Regions from separate parts of the Homo sapiens genome. Here region 1 is linked to region 2. A link is a loop called in an ENCODE intact Hi-C map of the cell type or tissue named here. Cell type or tissue: chondrocyte. All regions are shown on one strand.

Region 1 (8,000 bases), 150 kb before region 2:
GAGCTTGTTAAAAATACATTCTCCTAGAGCCCACTCTTCAAGAGTCAATGAGTTGCTTCATTATCAAAATATATACAGAATCCAGCCGGTCTTCAGCGCCAGCCTGGTCTGAGCCACTGTGGACTCTCACCTGCAGAATCTCATTGCTGGTCTCCTTGCTTCTGCTCTTCTTACCTTCTTATCATCCATTCAAGTAGCCAGGGTGATCCTTTTTAAAGATTTTTTAAAATTTTTTTGAGATGAAGTCTCACTCTATTGCCCAGGCTGGAGTGCAGTGGTGCTATCTCGGTTCACTGCAGCCTCTACCTCCTGGGCTCAAGCCATCCTCCCACCTCAGCCTCCTGGGTAGCTGGGACCACAGGCATACACCACCACACCTGGCTGATTTTTGTATTTTTTGTAAAGACAGGGTCTTGCTATGTTGCCCAGCCTAGTCTTGAACTTCTGTGTGCGCCCACCTCAGCCTCCTGCATTTTTAGGAAGCCCCTCTTGTAGGGATTTTGATGCAGAGGCCTGGGTGCCTCATGTCTCCTCCCATCTCTCTCTGTCTTTCTGTCTCTGTCTCTGTCTCTGTTTATCTCTCTCTCTTTCTCTTTGCCTTATAGCTGCCCTGGGGACTAGACTCTGCCTTAAGCATCCCTCTGACTCCTGTTTGCTTTTACACTGAGGCTGCTTTAAGTAGCACCTTGATCTGAAGCCTTGGGCTTCTGTTCCTATTGCTTGCTTTTGTTGGAAGGGCTGTGCAGTTTCTTGACAAATTGCAAAGCTGCCCACGTGTTTCCAAGTCCCCAAGAACCAAACCAGATGACAAACAAGGATGCAGCCCACAGCTGGGGAGACAGATTTCATGTCCACACAGAGAATCCAAGATGCTGAACTGAAATCCACCCCGAAACCTGTTTTCTCTCTCATTTAAGTTCAATGTCACCTGGGGGCTTGCAGGGCAGGGCTGGTGACTATTCACAGGGCAAAGATGCTTTGAAATGTCAACTGAGAATGGTGTGGTGGTTGACAGATGGCACGTCAGGGCATAGATTAACATGGAAAGAGAAACTCATCCCTTGGGGGGAGTGTGTGAGGCTGGCAGCCACACAGAGGGCTTTTCCTGTGAGCTCTCGCATAGATGCAAACAGCCAGGAGGTTTTGCTTTCTGAGCCTGAGTGGAACAATGTTCCTCCCTGCACATTGCCGCTCTGCAGCAAATGTTCATTCCTGTTGCATTGATTAAAAGTGCTTACCAGGAGGGGCGCGGTGGCTGAAGCCTGTAATCCCAGCACTTTGGGAGGCTGAGGCAGGCGGATCACAAGGTCAGGAAATCGAGACCCTCCTGGCTAACACGGTGAAACCCCGTCTCTACTAAAAATACAAAACATTAGCCAGGCATGGTGGTGGACACCTGTAGTCCCAGCTACTTGGGAGGCTGAGGCAGGAGAACGGCATGAACCTGGGAGGCGGAGCTTGCAGTGAGCTGAGATTGCGCCACTGCACTCCAGCCTGGATGACAGAGCAAGACTCCGTCTCAAAAAAAATAAATAAAGTGCTTACTGAAAGGGTTTGAGGGGAGTGGTGACAGTGTGAGTTATGGCTCTGCCGGCTGCCAGTGGATCCAGCCGCTCTGCACAGCTGTGCAAGTGTGTTTTGAAAAGTGGCTCAGGCGGCCAGAAGTGACTGGGTGTAAGTGTTCCTGCCACAACATCTTGTAGCCTGATTGGGGCCGTATTTGCAGAACGCCTAAACCACTACACTTGTTCAGGCTTAAAAATAAGCTTCCTTTTTTTTTGTTTGTTTTGGTTTGTTTTATGAGACGGAGTCTTGTTCTGTTGCCGGGTTGGAATGCAGTGGCATGATCTCGGCCCACTGCAACCTCTGCCTCCTGGGTTCAAGTGATTCTCCTGCCTCAGGCTCCCGAGTAGCTGGGACTACAGGCGTGTGCCATCATGGCCAGCTAATTTTTGAATTTTTAGTAGAGATGGGGCTTCACCATGTTGGCCAGGATGGTCCGATCTCTTGACCTCGTGATCTGCCCACCTCGGCCTCCCAAAGTCCTGGGATTACAGGTGTGAGCCACCGTGCCTGGCCAAACATAAACTTACTTTCTTACATCTTCTGCTGAACTCTATTTGCTTCTTTTCCCAAACGTCTTTATCCAAAACAGCTTTTAGCAACAAAGTTACCCAATGCCCTTCCCTAGTCTCTCCTTGCAACTGGCTCTCAGCAGGGGGTAGGAGGAAATCCTTGACAGAACCAATTTACATGACTGTTTGGAGGACTCTGGCTAGCCCCAGGAGGTGTTTGCATTTTTAAATAGGTTACTAGTGTCAGAATGTTTCATGAGTACGAGCACAGCCTCTATGTTGGATGCCCTGAATTTGAATCTCAGCATGGCCCCTTTGTATATAACCAGAGAATGGATTTGGGGACCCAATGGATCTATCATGACATGAACTTGCACTAATATTCACCTGACCTCCAAAATGCCTATTCTGACTAGTAGACCCTAGTCTCGCCCTAGTGCCAGTTCACAGCCTGTGTCCAGTGATCCTGCACAGATCTCATTAGTTCCTTTTCCCCTGTTCAGTCAGCCTGGTAAAAGGCTGTGTATTCCTTTGGGGGCAGGCTGGGAGAAAAATTGACAGTATAAATTTTTGGCAGTGGAGCAGAGTCCTTTCTGGAGGGGACCTGGCTTCCCATTCGGACACGGGACTCTGGGTCTGTGAACTGGCTTATTTCTGGGAATTGACTGGGGACTGTGACTCTATGATTCAGATTAGACTTCTACTCACCTGACCTAGAACTCTTCTGCAAACACAGATCAAGTAAAAATGTGGCAGGCTTCTTATCTATTTCACTTCTAGGAATGCCACAATCAGCTGGCACCATAGGTCTCTGCGAGTCAGGCTATTCTGGTTGCAGCTTTGACTCTGCTGTCTTTTATGGTAACTGCATCCACCTTGCCTTTGGGGATTGAGTGCTGCAATCACTTGGCCCCGGCCCCTGTAGTGTGCCTATGTCACTTACCCTCTTTATACGTCAGTCTCCTCCTCTGTAAAATGGGCATCGTAATAGCACCCACCCCCAGGGCTGCTGTGAGGTATAGATGGATTAGCATATGGAAAGTAATAGAAGAGGGTCTCAAAGGCCATGTGTCGTTATCAGAATTATTTCATGACAGGGGAGAGCTGGAGGAGAGAGGAAGGTGCTAAGCAGACCCATGTGCTCTCCCACCAGTGTTTCCTGAGCACCTACTATGTGCTGCCCACTGTGAGAGCTGTTAGGGTTGAAATAGGGAGCACAGCAGGATAGGGGCCGCCATCAGGATCTTAGTGGAGAGACCATTGTGCAACATGGTTCCAGTGCTGGGGGTGGGGAAGCTCAGGGAGTACAGGGGCCTAGGATCCTGGGCAGAATCATGGAAAGGACACAGCCTCCCCAGCCTCTCCTGCCTCCACTGCCTCCCTGGCCTCCTCTGCTTCCATGGCCTCTCCTGCCTTCCTGGATTCCCCTTCCTCCCGGCCTCCCCAGTCTCCCCTGTCTCTCCTGCTTTTGAGGTAGGCCAGGAGCTGCTGGTGCTCACTTAGCCTGTCCTGGACTCTGGGTGTAGCACCTCAATGTCCAGAAAATACCCCCGGGTGAAGCTCATCACACAGCCAAGGAAGGAGCTCCACACTGACACTAAGGGTGCATCCTGGGCTCATTCATCAGGGCATGCCTCCAAAATATTTCCCCACATCTCCTCCCTTTGCCCACCTGCATTGTCTCTGTGCCTGAGCCCTGGCTGGGGGCCTGCAAGGATCCCCTATCTCCTCTGTCCCTGCACGGCTGGGTCCCAGGCAATCTGTCTGCCCACCACACCTCTCTCCCCTTGCCCACCACGCTCCAGCCCCACAGTCCTCTTTCTGCTTCTTTCCCAGCCTCTGGGCTTTTGCACACGCTGTTCCCTCTGCCCGAAGAACATGCTCCACTGGGCTGAGAACAACTCTCTGAGATCTCTCTCAGCTGTTGCTTCCTTTGGAACAGCCGCTGCTGCTGTCCCTCTCCCAGCTCCAAGACCTGCTGAGCCTCCTGTCTTTTTCAGTTCCCATGCACCCAGCACTTCTCCTTGGCCTCCTTTTGCCCAATTGACAATGTCCATTCTCAATGCCTTCTCACCCAGCGCTGAGCCCCACTGGGTGAAGGCAATGCCTGTCATGTTCACCACAATATCCCCTCCCCCATCACCACTCCTGGTCCACAGAGATGCTCAAAAAAGGTCTGTTGGTAGGCAATGCGAAGGTGCATTCATGTCATCCTGCAGGCGGAATTCTCCACGAGTTTTGAGCAGCCTCGGTTTTCCCACCACCTCCAAACCATGCAAGACACAGGGTAAGAGCAAAGACAAGGTGGCTGTGGCCGATGTCCACCCTCTCGGGGCGTCCCTTCTCCTCTCTCCTCCTTGGGCAGGGAGACCATCGGGGTGCAACCTGGCTGGGGCGGGGAGGAGGTGCAAGGCTTGGCCGGAGCGGGCCTGGCCACGGGCAGGGGACAGCGACCGCCTAGGCCGGGCAGGTGAGCGCGGCGCAGGCCCTGGCACGGCGTGTCCGCGGTGCGCGCGAGCGGCCAGCAGAGGGCGCCAGAGAGCCAGGAGCGGCCCGCGGAGGAGCCCGCGCCGGCCCCGATGCCCAGCTCCGCGCCGCGCGGACCCACCGAGCCCGCGCTCAGATGCCCCAGCTCAGCCGAGAGGCCGCTCGCGCCGGGTCCTTCCTCTTCCCCAAGTGCAGGCAGAGCCCCCGGAGCCATGGCCAGTCCTTCCGGCAGCTCCGAAGCCACTGGCAAGACCCGAGGCAGGGATGGCCGGCCCAGGAGGGAGGAGGACGACGTCCCTCCCGAGGAGAAGAGGCTGCGGCTGTTGCTGGAGGGAGGGGGGAAGGGCACAGCCCGAGGACTGCGAGGACGGAGAGGACGCGCCGCGGCCGGGCAGGGAGGAGACCGGCACCCAGACAGGTGGCGACGGCAGAGGAGTAAGTGACGCGGGCGCAGGGGTCCGGGGGTGCCGGGGGCGCGGGGGTGCTGGGGACGCGGGGTAGGGGCGGCGGGAGGCTCCGTGGCCGGCCCCGGGTTGAAGTTGGTAACTGAGCGGCAACTCCGGCGGGCGCGGAGTGACAGCTCGTGACGGCCTCCGAGATGTCAGCTGTCCCTTCTCGGCTGTGTGGCTTCGACTTCCTGATTCTCCCACGACGTCCCTGGCCGGGAGACCAGCTGGACTCTGCGGCTAGCCAAAAGGGGAGGGGGAGCCCCGCGTCCTGGGGGCCCCCAGCAGGGGAAGGGGCGGGGGTTGCTCTGGGCATCCTGTCTGGGTCATCTGTCTGGGACTCTGTCGGTGCCTCTCACCTGGCGAGGGGCTTGTGGTGGGGGTAGGGGGAAAGTCCCTGGCGCCAGGCTTGGCCAAGCCCTGCTCTGCTGGGCTGCGGGCTGGCGGCGCTCACCCAGCTCCTCACCTGCCCCGCATCTTCCTGTTTTTCTTCCCTTTCTTGTTGAGCAGCGAGAGTTGAGAGGAGGCAGATGGCTTCCATCCCAAAAATCGCTCTCCTCTTTCCATCCCTACAGAGAGGGACAGAGAGGCAAAGTTCCTTGCATCCCCCGGGGCGCTGTCCCTGTGAGCTCCCGGTGTCTTGCACACGTGGGCCCCTGAGTCACCGGGCCTGTGTGTGTGCGATGGGGCTCTGTGGTCAGCCTGTCCTCCTGGGGTTCACTTTCTGCTTTCCTACCCCAACTCTTCCTGTGTGGCTTTGCTGGCCTTCCAGTGGGAGGCACGTGGGTTTGGAGGGCAGATGAGGGCCCACTGGAGAGCTGTACCCCTCAGTGAGGGCCGCCACCTTGATGGTTTTTGATGGATAATGGGATTGACCTCTTTGTTCCTTCCACATGTTTTTATGTTTGACCATTTGCTCAGCTGAGCTCGTCTTAATAATTTGATTCGTGGTTAATGAGCCCCACATGGGAGAGAGGGCGGCCTTCATTCTGAACCCATTGAAGCAGCACGGGCAGCCCTCTTCGCCATGGGCTGCATCAGAGCCCCCGCTGCCCAGTCTTGGGGTTGCCCCTGGATGCTCTCTGGGAGGCTTGCTCATGGTGACATCCTCATCTCCCCGTGCACTTTACTGCATTCAGAGCTTGGGTCACCTGGACACTGAACTCAGGTGAATTTTCTCTGAGATCCCGGGAGAAGGAGGACAGTTCTCTGGAAGGTTTTCCAGGGCCGATCACGGAAAGGATGAGAAGGGAGAGGTCCTGGTCGGGGACACAATTACGGTGGCAGTGTAACGCTGGAAAACTTTATTGCCTGAAGTCCCTCTCACTCTCTCTACCTCCCTCTTTTACGTGGACACTGCCAAAGACCAGGATACCAGAATGCAGTGGAGTGACCAAGTGTAGTGGGACCTTGGGAACGCGAGTCTGGAACCAGGCGGCTGGGGTTTGCATCCCGGTTCTGCCCCTCCTTAGCTGGCTGACATGGCACAAGCCACTTACCCTCTCTGAGCCTTACTGTCTTCAGTGGCAGATGGATCGGTCAACAGGCCCCATTGCCTGGGTTTGTTACTGATGAGATTAAGGGAAGCTCGTCCATAGAAGCACTTAGCATTGTGCCTGGCACATAGTGTATGGTGGATAAATGGGACTTAGGACTGAAACTCATGCCTTGGTTTGTTTTTGCAGTGAAGTTTTGTTCTGGGGTGCATCACAAGAGACAAGGTTCTTGGCTGGGTGTGGTGGCTCAAGCCAATAATCCCAGAACTTTGAGAGCCCAGGAGTTTAAGACCAGCCTGGGCAACGTGGTGAAGCCTCATATCTACCAAAAAAAAAAAAAAAAAAAAAAAAAGCCAGGTATGGTGGTGTGTGCCTGTAATCCCAAGTACTTGGGAGGCTGAGGTGGGAGGATTGCTAGAGCCTGGAAGGTCCAGCTGCAGTGAGCTGTGATCATGCCACTGCACTCCAGCCTAAGTGGCAAAGTGAGACCCTGTTTCAAGGAAAAGAGAGAGAGAGAGAGACAGACCCACAAGTGTCTTAAGCCAGAATCTCCATGTTAAAATGCTTTCTGGAGGCTGAAAGAATGACATATTGATAATGAAATATTTAAAAGGCAGAAACCCCACTGAATTTCTTGGTCCACAGAGGGAAATGGGAATCGCATGACCTGAAGGATGATGCAGGAACTGAACAGAAACCATCCTTGTTTCCTGAATCTGAATATGGCACCCTCTTTTCACGGTGTCTGTATCTGCTCGTCCAGCAGCCGCTCGAAAAGAGGGAATCTTGATTTTCAAATTTAAAATTTGGCCCAAAGCCCACTGCTGCCCACAATGCCCGCCAGACACATTCCTCTTCCCTTTTAGTTTCTATGGGAATACTCTCTTTGAAGAACCCATGAAGCAGTGTCAGGCTGGTGTGAGGATCAGCAGCCGTTTCTTTGAGGAGGAGAGCCTGTTTCTTCACTCACAGGCCATGTCTGAGTGGATCAAGAAGAACAGAGTGCCCTTTTATGAGATTTTTCTGCGTAGACCATTAACTTGGTAAAAATGTCGAAACCATCCTCGTTCTTTAATAGATTATTTTGGACTTTTCTTTGCAAGAAGCAGCATGGGCATTCAGATGCTTTTAAGGATAAAATGTTCTTTCTCATCCCCAGGCCTGGTGCTCTGGATGGCTGAGGTTTTAATGTGACTGGATGTCCCTTGGAGTGGCTCCCAGGCTGTGATCTTGTGGTTGGGTGGCAAGGGGTTGCTTTATTCGCTGGTGGCTAGAGGATGTTTTAACAGGTAAATCAGGCCCCCAGGAGCCCCTGAGTGCCAAGTCCTGCTGCAGGGCATGTGTTTATGGTGGGGAGGTGGGGGGGGGTGGAGTGTGGAGGGTGGGGGGTGTTGATTTCCTGCCAATATCAGAAGTTTCACAGGCTTCTTGTGTATCCACAAACACCCACCCCATTGAAAAGGCCTAGAAAACCTGGCCCTTCCCAAGCCTTTATT
Region 2 (8,000 bases):
CATTCTCTTCTTTTATAAGGACACCAGTCATTGCATCTGCCCCCTCACTAGCAGCCCCCAATCCAGGATGACTCATCGTTACTTGATTACATCTAGAAAGACCCTATTTCCAAATAAGGTCACATTCCTGGGTACCGAGGATTAAGATTTCCAACTTTTTCCCTGACCCATTTTTTTTTTTTTTTTTTTTTTGAATCAGGGCCTCACCCTGTCACCCAGGCTGGAGTACAGTTATGTGATTATAGCTCACTGCAGCCTCAAACTCCTGGGCTCAAGGGATCCCCTGACCTCAGCCTTCCAAGTGGCTGAGACTACAGGCGCACACCATCATGCCCAACTAATTTTTTTTTTTTTTTTTTGTACAGGTTAGGTCTCACTCTCTTGACCAGGCTGGTCTGACCTCAAGCGATTCTCTTGCCTTGGCCTCCCAAGGCACTGGGATTACAGACATTATCCCGTGCCTGGCCTTCTTTCTACATCTCAATCATTGTATCATTAGCCTGAGCTGCCCATATTCCTTATTCTGCCCATCCCTGACCAATCTCCTCCTTTAACATAACTTCCATCTCGATATCATGGGGCCTGCTGGGCACTGCAAACAGCCTAAGGAAAGTGGAAACTTTACTTAACCTTAAATTCTATTACAAAGCCCACATTGAACGTAATTTATATTTGAACTATAAAAATTTTCTGTAAGTTGAAACATGACCTATAAAGGTCTCTACACCCTGAAGCAACGTTTTAGAAAGAAATCAACTGGTCCTTTTCTACAGAAACCATTAACCATAGGAGAGATAAAAGAAAAACTTCAATGTACTGATTGAAACTTCCATGCCCATAGCTTAACTTCTAAAAGGCAACCATTCCATACTGTTAAACTGCCTTAGGTTGTTATTACTATTATTAAAGAGACCCTGAAAGCCAGAAGTTGAATCTTGACTGTAGTTCTTGCACGTACACGCACACTCTTGCAACTGAAACCACTCAGATTGTCCTAATGCTGCTCCCCATAGCAACACCACCTGGAATTTTACGTTTGTTTTTAAGCATCAGTCGTAATCTTCACTTGCACCCGAACACACAGCACCTGTGAGAGCCACGTGACATTAAAAAAATCCCTTCAGTGAGGCCGGGAATGGTGGCTCATGCCTGTAATCCCAGCCCTTTGGGAGGCCAAGACAGGTGGATCATGATGTCAAGAGATTGAGACCATACTGGCCAACATGGTAAAACCCTGTCTCTACTAAAAATACAAAAATTAGCTGGGCATGGTGACGCGTGCCTGTAGTCCCAGCTACCCGAGAGGCTGAGGCAGGAGAATCGCTTGAGCCCGGGAGACAGAGGTTGCAGTGAGCTGAGATCGTGCCACTGCACTCCAGCCTGGCAACAGAAGGAGACTGCCTGAAACAAAAAAATCCCTTCAGTGCCTTTATCCTTCCAGATTCAGATCCAAGAGAGATGACATTTGTCCCTCACCAGAGACTGCACACCAAGATAAAGATTTCTTCTGGCCAGGCGCGGTGGCTCACGCCTGTAATCCCAGCACTTTGGGAGGCCGAGGCAGGTGGATAACCTGAGGTCAGGAATTTGAGACCAGCCTGGCCAACGTGTTCAAACCCTGTCTCTACTGAAAATACAAAAATGTCCCGGCAGGGTGGCTTATGCCTGTAATCCCAGCTACTCGGGAGGCTGAGGCAGGAGAATCGCTTGAACCTGGGAGGTGGAGGTTGCAGTGAGCCGAGGTCGCACCATTGCACTCCAGCCTGGGCAACAAGAGAGCAAAACTCCGTCTCCAAAAAAAAAAAGAAAAAAAGATTTCTTCTGTGTGCATGGCTCAGCTCTGTGGTCCACTAGCGTCCTTCCTCAATCTGCTTCCAATCTATGGACTCAGGAAAGACTGAACCAACCTAGATTTATTAATATTTTAGTATAACATAATACAGTGTTACTTACTATGGCATTGACCGTATATGCCCTTTTGCTCCTTGGAGGAAAGACAATTAATAGCTATTATGTGAGTTAATAAAATAAGCCCAAGATTTATGAGTATAGCTAACCTGTTCCCATTGGTTTTCCTTGTCTCCTGCAGGCAGAGAGCTGATCAAAACAGCAAAAGCAAAGCAGTGCCCCTGGCCCAGTTCTGAAGCCAACCTTCCTTAATCACCCAGACCCATCCCTGGTTAGGACTTGCTGTGGATCCTCAGGTGACTCCATCTCAGGATAGAGGGACTGAGAGGGTGTATGCAACATCTCAGACACAGAAACCGTTGATTCTGTCTAAAAACACAGCAATAACCACATCCCATCCTCTTGATTTAAATGAAAGTGTTTGGGGGAATAAAAGATGAACCTTTTTTTTCTTTGTCAGATCTTGCGCTCATTTGGTTCTGGTGGGGAACAACAGCTATAAGAGAACAAGTGTATTCAATTCGAATTAATTCCCCTCTCTTATTCTCATAGCTGAGCAGGGCTCAAGTGCCTCTCATCTGAAAGAGGTAATAAGATTTTATCTGTCTCCTCATCTACCTTTTGCAAGTATACTTAACAAATTAGCTCTCGAGACTCTTCCAAATGGAGTTTTATGAGGAATTTGCTAAGGTAAACGTTTTAGACTTTGAACACAGTTCAGATTTCGGGGGCAGTACTGAAATCTGAACTGTGTTGCTAACTGCCCTGCCTTTCAACTCAAGACACAATAACTTTGAACTAAAATAATTATATTTTTGTTGTTTTCCACTCTGTCCCCACGTCTATATCACCACCACCCCCCCATCCCACCCCGCAGGAGCTAACTCCTCTTTCCTGTCCCTGCAAGATCAAAACTCCTCCTGCAAGCCCCGCTAGCTCTGTCTGCTCATCTTTGTGGCAGATATCGCTATTGTACTTTTATACTCATTTGTGTGATAAGTACTTCAATGTCCACTTCTTCCACGAGCCCCTGAGCCTCTGGAGGGCCCAGACCACACCTAGTCTTTCTCACCGTTACATCTCCCTTGTCAGGCACATGGTAGGTGCTTAATAAGTATTTGGTGAACGAATGGCTTGTTTGGAGACAGTCCAAAGGCTGGAGGACAGAGGGAAAGCTCCCTCCTTTCGGGCCCCAGACGGGTGGCGCTGATGGAGAGGTTAGGATAAGGCCTCCAGGACCGAAGCGTGCACCTGTAAGGCCCCTGCTAAAAAGACCTTCCTGAAGGCGGAGGTACTGCGAGAGTGTCTACGTTAGCCCAAGGCCTGACCCGACGATCCCAGGGACCCTCGCCCTAACTGGCCCCGCCTCCCGGGCCCCAAACCCAGACTCGGCCCCGCCCGAAGCTCCGGATCCTGGGGCCCGCCCCTGGCCCCGCGTCGGCCGACCGTGGGCTCGCTCCTGGGCGTGCCTCAAACCCTCCGCAGGTAACGCCTCCCAACTTGAGCCACATTCCGATCCCCTCCTCAAACCCCTCCCCGTTTCCCACACCCTGGATCCCTCGCTCCGTCTCGGCCCCGCCCCAAGCCCAGCTAGGTCTCGGCCCCTGAGCCCAGCCCCGACCGGCCTCCCAGTCCCTGGGTCCCTCCCGACACCGGCCCCTCCCTAAGCTCCGCCTCCCAGGGCCCGCCTCCTGAGCGCAGCTGGCAGCCCGGACTCGGCCCCGCCTCCTGGACCCTGGGCCCCTCCCCACGTCGGCCCGTCCAAAGCTCTGCCTCCCAGAGTCCGCGCACCGCCTGGCCATGTGCTACGACATAGTCAACCCCCCGCCCCGGCCCCGCCTCCTGAGCCCTTCTCTGGGTCTGGCCTTAGCCCCACCCTAAGACCTGTCTCCTGGGCTCTGCTCTGAGTCCCGCCTCCTGAACCCAATGGCGTTTATCCCCGCTCTAATGCTCGCCTCCAGGACTCTTATCCTGCCCACACGCAAGGCACCGCCTCCAGGACGCCACCAACCTGGACGCTTCTGAAGCCCAGCTTCCAGGATCGCCCTATCCTGACTCCGCCCCAGGACCCGCCAACCTGGACTCTACCCAGGACCTGCCCCAACGACGCTTATCCTGGCCCTACCCCAGGCCTCGCCCTCCTAACGCTCATCCTGGCCCCGCCCTACAGCCCGCCCCCAGGACGCTCCTCCTGACCCTACCCCCAGGCCCCGCCCCCTCTCTGCCGCCGCGCACTGCCCTGGGCCCACCCCCTCTTCAGTCCAGGCCCGGCTTCCGCCCGGTCTCCCGGCAACGCTGCGGCCCCGCCCACGTCATGGCGCCCGAGGAGAATGCGGGGACCGAACTCTTGCTGCAGAGTTTCGAGCGCCGCTTCCTGGCGGCGCGCACGCTGCGCTCCTTCCCCTGGCAGGGGGGCGGCGGGCGAGCGGAGAGGCCCGCGGGGCTCGCGGGAGTCCAGGGGCAGACGGGATGGGTCTCCGTGCTGAAACCCCCGGCGCTCCTGCCACGTGAGTTCCTGGGCTCTCCCCGGTCAGGGCCGCGAGACCCGGTCCCCGTCCCTGGGGCCTGGCCAGAGTCGCTCGCACCCCTCCTGCCCCGCGAGCTGGCGGCGGAAGATGAGGGCGTCTCCACCGCCTTGGGGGGGCAGACGCGTGCTCGGTGTGGGGTACAGTTCACGATCATTTTCACGACTTTTTAAAGGTAGTAATCGTTCTGGTCACTGGGACACAGCTGCCCTCGCCCATTCTAAAAAGTCAGCGCCCTCAGGCCCGCGGGTAACCACTTCATCCTGAGCACGGTGACCAGGTCACAGGCTGTCCCTCGTGCCTCAGTGTTCTCATCTGTATGTCGAGCACTGCACAGAATCGGATCATGCGCTGAGGCTTTCACGCCTGTGATGGAAGAGACAGAGAAGGGGGTGGCCTCTCCTCTCCCTGGGGACCTGCCATTCTCAGCACAGGCGCCTGGCAGGCAGCAGCCTCCCTTCTGCCAGCAGAGGGGCTTAATGCACCCCTCTCCATTTGTAATTCATGTGCAGTGAGCTCACTGGGATGAGTCAGTTCGGATATATATTCCTCCCTGGGTCTGCCCCATTTTATGGGGTGTTGCTTAATCATTTGCGTTATTCCATTGACATAAAATATTTAGCACTCAGAGATCAATTTTAGTCAGGAGAAATTTGTGCATTTTTAACCCAAAATAGAAACCTTCATAAAAGCATCATAGGTCTCCATTCAATATTGACTATAGTTGTTCACATGCCCACACTGAATGCTAACTTCGGCTCACCCTCAACACTGACGAGGTGGGTACTATTATTATCACTCACTTTTGACCAGAGAGATTGTTTGATTAGGGTGAAGTAGTTGAGAGTTCAGACCCAGGAGACAGCCTGCCTGCTTCGAATCCTGGCCCAACCCCTGGCCCTGTGTGACCTTGGGCAAGTGACTGCATCTCTCTGTGCTATTGTTTTCTTATTAATAAAATGGGGGATATAATGATACCTACCTCTTAGGGTTGTTGTCAGCGTTGAGTACAAAAGCCTGTGGATCAGTGCCTGGCTCATGGTAAATGCATGTCGGTGTTAGCTGGTGTTTTTATTCAGTCACAAAATGTTTAATAAATGCCTTCCATGAGCCAGGCACCATGGATCAGCAGTACCCATGATAGATGAGGCTCTGCTTGCATGGGAGAGCCAGAGAATAAACAAATAAATGAATAAACAAGAAAAGACCAGATGAGAGTGGCTTTAAAGCCAATAAAACAGGGAAATGGTGAATGGAGCAACTGGGGAGAAGAGTCACCAAGGTCGGGGAATCAGGGAAGCCTTCCCCAAAGAGGTGGTATTTGAACTGGGGCCTGAGTGGTGAGGCAGCCAGCCATGGGAAGGGCTTGGGGAACAGGATATGCAAAGGCCCTGTGGTGGAAACAAGCCAGCTATGGTTGAGGAAAAACAGCAAGGCAGCCAGTGTGGCTGGAGTGGAGTGAGCAGGGTGGGCCAGGGGTGAGGGAGAACAGGCCAGAGAGAGGGATTAGGACCAGGTCTTGTAGGGCCTTTTATGGCATGGAAGGAGCTCTGAAGCAATGAAGTGCCTTGCCGTGGGTCACATACCAGCCGAGACAGTTTGCCTAACTCAGGAGCCAAAGCTTGCTGCTGGGCTTGAGGCCCCTGTAAGAGGACAATGTAACCCAGGCTGGTATGAGCACATTCTGCATTTCTACTTAAACTCAGATGGCAAGCCCATCAAACCTTGTTGCCATGGCTGCCCTGGTAATTCCTGGCTGACCAGTGCAACCAGGGAGCTGGCCCATGACCCGGGTGGCCGCTAAGTAGCCATGACTAATGCGGCCAAGAGTCAGTCTTCTTCCTGTGACTCATCCAATTGCACCCAGCGACATCTGAAGGTCAGGCTTTCAGCCACTGTGGCTTCCACTTCCAACTGGCTCCACGTCCCCAGGGAGGGATCACATAGCGCTTTGCCAACACATTCTATTGCGTGTTTTAATGTTCCTGTGAATGCGCCCTTGAGATTTCTCTCTCTCCCGTCCACACAGAGCTTAGAAGCAAAGTTAAGAGACTCATCAGATTCTGAGCTGCTGCGGGATATTTTGCAGAAGGTAAGAATCCCAGAGTCCCTGGGACTCATGACCCTGCCTCCTGAATCTCTCCGGAAGACCTGAGAGAAGAACCATAGGTGTGCTTATACCCTTTAAAAACACCCCTGTTCAAAGAACAAAACCATTGAGTCAGCACTGCAGGTGGGTGTCAGCACCTCCGACAGCTCCTGCACTTTCGTTGTCTATCTAAGACTTAGACAAAGACATCAGAATATACAAAAATCTGCAAGAGGGGTGAAATCTAGCGAATGTTTTTTAAACCATCCACAGCAAAAACAGAGATGACAGGTACAAAACAGCTTCTAGCATTTGGTAGATGCTCAGAGACTTTCTTTTTTGCATTCATGAGGCCTGTCCTGCCCACTCCTGTCTCTTCTAGACCTAAATGGGCCCTTGCTTTGCCCAGGGTGGGGTTTGGACTCAAGTGCATCTGCATGCAGGTGAGAGCCAGGATCACCACCCGGCCCAGCTAGAGGCTGACCTTGGCCTTGAGGGCCAAGTGCAGATCACCCTGCATCCTGGGTCTTCACCTTCGAAGGGCCATGAGCCCTTCTGAAAAGACAAAGCAATAGACTCCCTCCCAGAAAGAAGTACACCAGAAGAATATGTTTTCCATACAAACTCAGGGGAGACAGACATCCTCCACCCCCACCCACCCAGCCCATCCTAGGAGCCCCGGTGAAGAATTCCTGTGCTAGAGGTGAACCAAGATTATCCACATGGAAAAGATGCAGACACAGCAGGGAAGACTTTCGGGGCAATACAGTAGGTCAGGGCTTCGATCATGGAGATACCTGAAGTTATCTCACACCCTGCTCTGAGTTTCACCCTAAGCCTCACTCTCATAGGTGGTGAAGCATGAAATGTTGGGAGAGCTGCTTTAAAACCCAGCACAAGGCTGGGTGCACTGGCTCACACCTGTAATCCCAGGACTCTGGGAGGCTGAGGTGGACGGATCACCTAAGGTCAGGAGTTCAACACCAGCCTAGCCAACATGGTAAAAACCCATCTCTACTAAAAATAAAAAAATTAGCTGGGCGTGGTGGTGCACGCCTATAGTCCCAGCTACTCGGGAGGCTGAGGCAGGAGAATCGCTGAACCCAGGAGGCGGAGGCTGCGGTGAGCCAAGATCGGGCCACTGCACTCCAGCCTGGGCAACAGAGCGAGACTCTGTGTCAGAAAAAATGAAAAACCAACACCAGCATGAAGAGCCAGTGTATTGTGTGGGGTACTTTGCTGCCCTTGGGCAGAATCTGCATCCCACCCAGCCAGCAGGAGCTGCGGACTGTCTCCTCCCTCTCCCTCCAGGCTCCTGATTTCCCACCATCCCCACTCCTGCTACACCAGTCCCTCTGCCCTCCTTTCCAAGGGCCAGCCCGTGCCCACCTCAGAGCTTGCACAGGCTGTTCCCACTGCCTGGAACTTGCTCATCCTGCACTTGGCTTCTCTCGGCTTTAGTGGGAGTGTCACCCTGA

What was found. Hi-C counts contacts between places; a loop is a spot of excess contacts. Peaks named below come from ENCODE experiments on the same cell type or tissue, not always from the same donor. Only the 100,000 strongest peaks of a DNase experiment are listed, where the experiment ranks them.
Region 1: a loop joins it to region 2, with 4 times the contacts of the local background. A loop is called at or near these places in 4 of 110 quality-filtered maps.

Annotation. Positions count from the first base shown.
Region 1 is chr3:75,576,975-75,584,974 of GRCh38, reverse strand. No RefSeq gene overlaps it. Among named protein-coding and RNA genes, the nearest start is that of MIR1324, 50 kb to the left of the region's middle. RefSeq lists a silencer at 4,511-4,720. In chondrocyte, CTCF peaks have their summits at 4,333 and 4,580 (motif pointing right); no DNase peak of the experiment used is centred here.
Region 2 is chr3:75,431,333-75,439,332 of GRCh38, reverse strand. It overlaps LINC02018 (long intergenic non-protein coding RNA 2018), which reads right to left and starts at 4,025. Exons shown (of 3, transcript NR_151705.1): 1 at 3,920-4,025. It also overlaps the pseudogene FAM86DP. RefSeq lists silencers at 3,312-3,741, 4,062-4,471 and enhancers at 3,812-3,991, 4,702-4,761, 6,161-6,455. In chondrocyte, no CTCF peak of the experiment used is centred here; DNase peaks (open chromatin) are centred at 3,682 and 4,022.